2 separate regions of the Mus musculus genome follow, and region 2 is linked to region 1. Evidence: chromatin loops called from intact Hi-C (ENCODE). Cell type or tissue: heart. All regions are shown on one strand. Each heading gives the region's core, and the rest is flanking DNA. Links, peaks and the distances in the headings are about the cores only.

Evidence for each region. Peaks named below come from ENCODE experiments on the same cell type or tissue, not always from the same donor. Only the 100,000 strongest peaks of a DNase experiment are listed, where the experiment ranks them.
Region 2: it touches region 1 in a loop (2.1-fold over the local background); 15 of 42 quality-filtered maps call a loop at or near these places.

Annotation. Positions count from the first base shown.
Region 1 is chr10:93,143,841-93,146,754 of GRCm38, reverse strand. It overlaps Gm40741 (a long non-coding RNA gene), which reads right to left. Exons shown (of 3, transcript XR_871952.2): 2 at 2,779-2,914; 3 at 1,283-1,438. Among named protein-coding and RNA genes, the nearest start is that of Gm40741, 2.0 kb to the right of the region's middle. In heart, for the core only: no CTCF peak of the experiment used is centred there; a DNase peak (open chromatin) is centred at 1,464; H3K4me3 peaks cover 31 bases; H3K27ac peaks cover 657 bases.
Region 2 is chr10:93,080,486-93,083,399 of GRCm38, reverse strand. Cfap54 (cilia and flagella associated protein 54) reads left to right here and starts at 1,778. Exons shown (of 68, transcript NM_001347060.2): 1 at 1,778-2,135. The coding sequence starts at 1,804. In heart, for the core only: a CTCF peak has its summit at 1,693; a DNase peak (open chromatin) is centred at 1,749; H3K4me3 peaks cover 1,010 bases; H3K27ac peaks cover 542 bases.

The DNA.
Region 1 (2,914 bases), core at 220-2,719:
TTGACAGCCAGGCATTTGGAACAGAAGACACTGTCATCGTTCTTCACAGAAAGTTAATGGTTGAGTGTTGTTTTCTTAAATTGTTTTGTTTTGCTTTAGTTTGACACCAAATAACTCTCTTATGTGCTTATGGGATGGGCCACCAATGAAATACAAGGACTACAATATAATGAATTCTCACAGGAATAGTCCTAGACATCTCTTCAATTTTGGCACCCATTTAGTTTGATCTCACTGACAATAGATTTGCTCCGCATAGAAGAACAGTACGCTCCTTGTCCTGGCTTATTCACACAAATGAAATAACCAGTGAAGAATCTGGATGTATAAATACAAAAGAAAAAAATTCCCTAAAGTGACTTTCAATATCCAGACTGTTCTTGTATGGCATGAGAAGAAATCACGGTCTGTTCTTAGATGGCAATATGTTGATCCTCTACTTTAGAATATGACTTTTTAAAAGATATTGCATTACTGTCTTTGGCTTGGAACTCCCTATGTAGACCAAACTGGCCTTGAATTTATAGAGCTGTGCTTGCTTCTATATCCTGAGTTCTGGGATCAAAGATAAATGCCACCAAGCCTGAAATCTTCCAATTTTAATAACAGCAAAATGGAAAGGCTGGGTCCAGACTCAATGGAATTCTCTAAAACTCTTCATTTCATTTTTTCAAAAGAAGTTCTTTACGATAATGTGGTTGCATCTTTTCCTCTTATCTTCACATCTACAAACTCGGCCACCTTTGCAAAGTCTGTAGTATCCTTGTCTGTATGAGGGCTAGGCTAAGATGCAGACAGAGTTGAACTTTGGGGTCAAACCTCTCTAAACCTTCAGAGGCATGCTACCTGTTTCTAATGTCTGTTGACTTTAGTCTCCTTAAAGGTGGACATATTTCATCAGCCTTCAATGGAACCAGTAACTCCAGTATGGGAATAGTTTTGAGCAATTGCCTTATTGATCTCTTGGTGATAACACTACCAAAAACACTCCTAGCTTATTACCTTCCTTTGTCTGTCTGTCTGTCTGCCTCTCTCACTCTCTGTCTCTGTCTCTCTCTGTTTCTGTCTCTCTCTGTTTCTGTCTGTCTGTCTGTCTCTCTCTGTGTGTGTGTGTGTGTGTGTGTGTGTGTGTGTGTGTGTGTGTGTGTCTTTCTCCACTCCCAAAACTCCTTTTTTTCAGGATTAGTTTCCCAAACAGCAACTCAGGAACTTCTCTATGGAACAAAAGCAGGAACCTTAAAATAACGCAACTCAATAAACCAACAAGCCACCTTTTTCTCTGAACATTTTTTTGAGGTATGAATTTTACATTTTGAGGCAAATCTCTTTCACTGCCAGTGAGTCCAAGTCTAGGATCTGGAGCAATCGGTGACTTCTGCGGCTATCGGCGAACTCATGCCGGGACTGTGGGCAGGGACTGTTGGCAGGGACTGGTGAGCTGTGTAAGGTGAGGTGTAAGCCGTGACTCAGAGTGAGGCAATCAGCTGCTTTCTTCATCAAAGCAGAAAAACCGGGTGTGTTGCCAAATGCTGCACAAGCGCCGTAGTCTCAAAGTTGCGTTTGCAACTGTGGTTTTCATTGGGAAGAAGTAACTCTTTCCCATTTCAGATAACTGGGGACTTCACACACACACACACACACACACACACACACACACACACACACACACACACACCACTTTTATTTTTTTTTAATTTTTTAAAATTTATTTTGGTTTTTTTCGAGGCAGGGTTTCTCTGTTGTAGCCCTGGCTGTCCTGGAACTCACTCTGCCTCTGCCTCCCAAGTGCTGGGATTAAAGGCATGCACCACCACTGCCTGGCAAGGGTCCACAAAGGCACCCCTTTCCCTCCTACACCGAACCACACCTCCACCCAACCCCTTCCTTTCTTATCTTTTTTTTAATAAAACACAACAGATGCCATTACTTTCTCCTTTCTAAAAGTGATAAGCTTAAGGTTCAAAAAGATTCCACCTCTGGCCTAGAACTACACAAACAGCTGCTGTTCTGAAGTGTATAAGCCCACATAACTGTGCTGTGGTGCATGCATAGGCTCTGTAATACCACAACATGTGGTAGAATCAGAGAAGTGGGTGAAAAGCTAAGAATAGGAAGAGAAAGCATGATTCTCAGCCAAAGGGTAAATATAGAATATTGGGAGGGGTGGAATTAATTGGAGGAGTAATGAATATTTATATGAATGAATAGGAATATGTGGGGGGCATGTTTCAAAAGAATCCTGTGCCCTTTACTCTAAATCCATAGTCCCCCAAATTTTCTGAGGGTGACTTGGGCTCCACCTTGGCAGTGTTTATCAGGAATGGTTGTCCCCATTTATAGTCCAAAGCTTTAAATTTTTGCATTGCAGGGGCTGGAGAGATGGCTCAGTGGTTGAGGATACGGACTGCTCTTTTAGAGGATCCTGGTTCAAATCCCAGCACCCACATGGCAGCTCGCAATTGTCTGTAACTCCAAGATCTGGCACCTTCACACAGATGTGAATGGAGGCAAAAGATCAATGCATATGATAGCTTTAAAATGTTTGCATTATAAATAGATGCACTTTAAAAAAAAATGGTCAACGGGCCCTTAGGGACTTGAGGGGTGTATGTCAGTTTTTTTTTTCCCCCTAACACTCAATCACACTTCCTTTTCTGAATCGCTTGTTTTGTTCATCTCGGAATCCTCCCAGCTCAGCACAAAGTATGGCAGTTCGTGAGTATCCAGTGAGGAGTCTGTTGTATGGTAAAATAAGGAATGCGATTGTGCGGCACTCACCAGACAGAGTGCAAGCATCCAGTAGACTTGAACCATGCAGCTGTTAGTGGCAAGAGAAATGTTTAGATCAGTCCAGTCCCACCAAGGATTGCTCTCCGTCCTTTCCATCAATAGCACAGTGGGACTGAGAGCAGGG
Region 2 (2,914 bases), core at 177-2,676, 63 kb after region 1:
ACTTTGAAATCTGTACACTACGAGAAAAGGTCATTCGCAAGAAGCTGGGAAGGAGCGAGCCCACTTTGTTCTCTGCTCTCTCCTCTCCTCTGACCACTTTAATTTAATTGGATCCTGCCTCCTGCCGATTCTATTCGTTGCTACAACAGATCATTCTCAGTGGCAATTTGCACTGGCTTTTGATCTGAAGTGGACAGAGCTGCTATCTGCAAACAAGGGAAAATGGGATCTGGGAGAATTTACCAAGCCTATTACTAAAAGGTGTCTATTATTTTTTTTTCTTTTTTTTTTGGCAAAAGCTCAATGGACGCCTCCCCCTCCCAACCTGCATTCTTTAAATATGTTAAAGTTTGTTGCTCATCTCCAATACAAAATATTGTGCATCAAGAATAGGTGCTGCCTCTTGGATGGAGAACTGGGCCCTGACAGAGAGGTCCCTGCTCTTGTGTGTCACTGGAAGATTCTTTAGCCATAATTACCTGCTCCAATAAGTGATTTCCCCTGTGATCTTCCTTCCAAGAATATTAAGGTACAGTGCATAGGACAGAGAAGACCAACCTTACAAATTAGTACAGATGCTTGAAAGAAATGGGCTTGGAGCTGGAAGAGATAAGGCTGTGGCCCAGTGAGCTTCTTTACTATTCAGTGGATACCAAGGTCACCGTCTATATTTTGCATGTGAAAGAATTGGTAGTCGTTTTCAGTGTTTAAAGACCTTGTTTTTGAAGCCAACCTCTCTATCTCTGGTTCTTCAATATTTCTTTGGGCTTGCATAATTTGTAAGGAAAAGTATGTCCGCTAGCTGAAATTCAAATCCCAAATTAATAAATTTGACTCATTGTGGCCCATGAGATGCAAGAAAAGAACATTTTTTAGTGTTAAGCATTTCCTCTGAGACCTACAGTTTGTCCATCAGAGAGAAAAAAAAAATCTCCCATCTCCCCGTTTAAAAACAAAAAGTATTTGGAGAGTTAACACTTCAAACCATTTAGCATATATTAATGTCAAGGAGTTAAAGTTGAGCAAAAGGCATATTGATTTAGAACACCGTGACATTTAGGATAAGGCTGAAGTGGCAGTAACTCATGATCATTACTCACAAACTCAAACTGCAGCGGGAAGAGAACATAGCCACACAAGGTGCTTGTCTTAACCAGATTGTCAGGGAGTTCCCTAATTTCGGTTTGGGAATTCAGCTTCAGTGCTTTCTCTTGGGGGCATCACCAGGACGGCAGATTTCTTATGATCACTGGCTTTGCAGCACATAATTAGGACTTGTCCCCTGATTCTCAGTTATCCTCTGAGTTTGGTCAAAGTCAAGCTATGTTCCCCTAAGCTGTGAAACCGAGGAGATAGGATAGAAGCTGAGGTATGAAGTCATGACGATTAATGAGACAGGTAATGTCTCAAAATGCTTGGAATAATGCCCAATACATCTTAATGATTGTAACCATGGATATTAGTAGGTGGTCCAAATAGGGAAAACATTGTATGAATTTTTGATGGTAATTTTCTTTATTGGTTCTTTGCTTTAAAGCCCTCTCTCAAGCGGCGTTGGATGTGAATGTCCGTAATCCCAGCACTCAAGACACTGAGGCTGGAGGATAGTGAGTTTGAGGCCAGAGTGGGTTACACACATAGCCAGCCATTCAGAGCATCCTGCCTTTCCAGGCTGTTTGTACTTTCCTCACCCTCTAGGGGCCGCTGTGCTTCCGGAGAGCGTGCAGGTGGCTTGGTTGCCGGGAGATCGTTGCTTGGCAACCGCTTGTCCACCAGCCTCTAGCCTGCTGAACTCTGATAGACATGGCGTCCTCCAGAAGCTCCTCCAGTTCTTCTGAGGAGTCCCCAGACTCTGAGACATCGGTGTCGCCGGTGCATCTGCCCCCAACGCCGCCGCCGACCTCTACCGCGGTTCTCAAGTCGCCCAGCGAGTCCAAGTCGAGTTCGACCGACCCGCCGCAATGTACCCACTCCGAGGACTCGCTGCCCTCTGCCGCCTTCTACGGGCCCCTGGACAGTAAAAACCCACTCCTGGCCTCTTGCGAGAAGGAGATCCGGGAGCTGTTGGGCTTTATGAAGAAGAAGAAGGCTCTAGCCACCTCAATGGAACAGAAGTACGAATTCCATCGGAGGTGGTAAGCTGAGGCAGGGTGCTGGGGAGGGCGCCTGGAGATGCCATTGGAGGACCACGACAGGGGTGGGGCCCTGGAGACAAGCTGAGCTGTAGCCACTCCCAGCTCTTACAGCCCTTAGCTCCCCCTACACGTTTCATGTCTTCCTTCTCAGGTCAAAATAAAAATCTGCACAGAAGTATTTCCTAACACTGGGTTTGGTCTCAGCGTTCTCATGGCCTCTCTTGGCTCACTCATGGGTCGCAAAACAGGACAAAAGTAGACTTAAGACCAACTCTGAGGCAGTTGCTCAGGTCCTTGAATTTAGGTCTCAACCAAGTCTGTCATATTGTGAACATGTACATTTTATTCTCTTTATATTCCGTTGGGATTACAGAAACTTCTTTTCCCCTTGACTTGGTGGCTCTTTGTGAGCGTCTGATTGGGTTTTTTGTTTGTTTTTCCAACTTATTTCTGTGAACTGAAAACTACCAGTTTCTAAGATTTGGTTTTGTTCATGTTGCCATCTTTTTTCTGGTCTAATGCTTTCCAAAATGAGTAGTTTCAAGACATAGGGAAGCAGCGAAGAATACCAGACAGGCAAATAACTTTTTTTTTTCTGGTGAGTATTTTAAACTTACATGTTTTGGTCATGCATTTAATCTGATTACACATTTTTAACTTACATTTATAATTCAACCAAACATCTTAATGATTTGTTGAGTAGACATATTTTTGACAGGTACTTTTCTCAAAACTAGGAAGGCATCAAGTTAACAATAAACCCCTCTCCCCCAAATCAT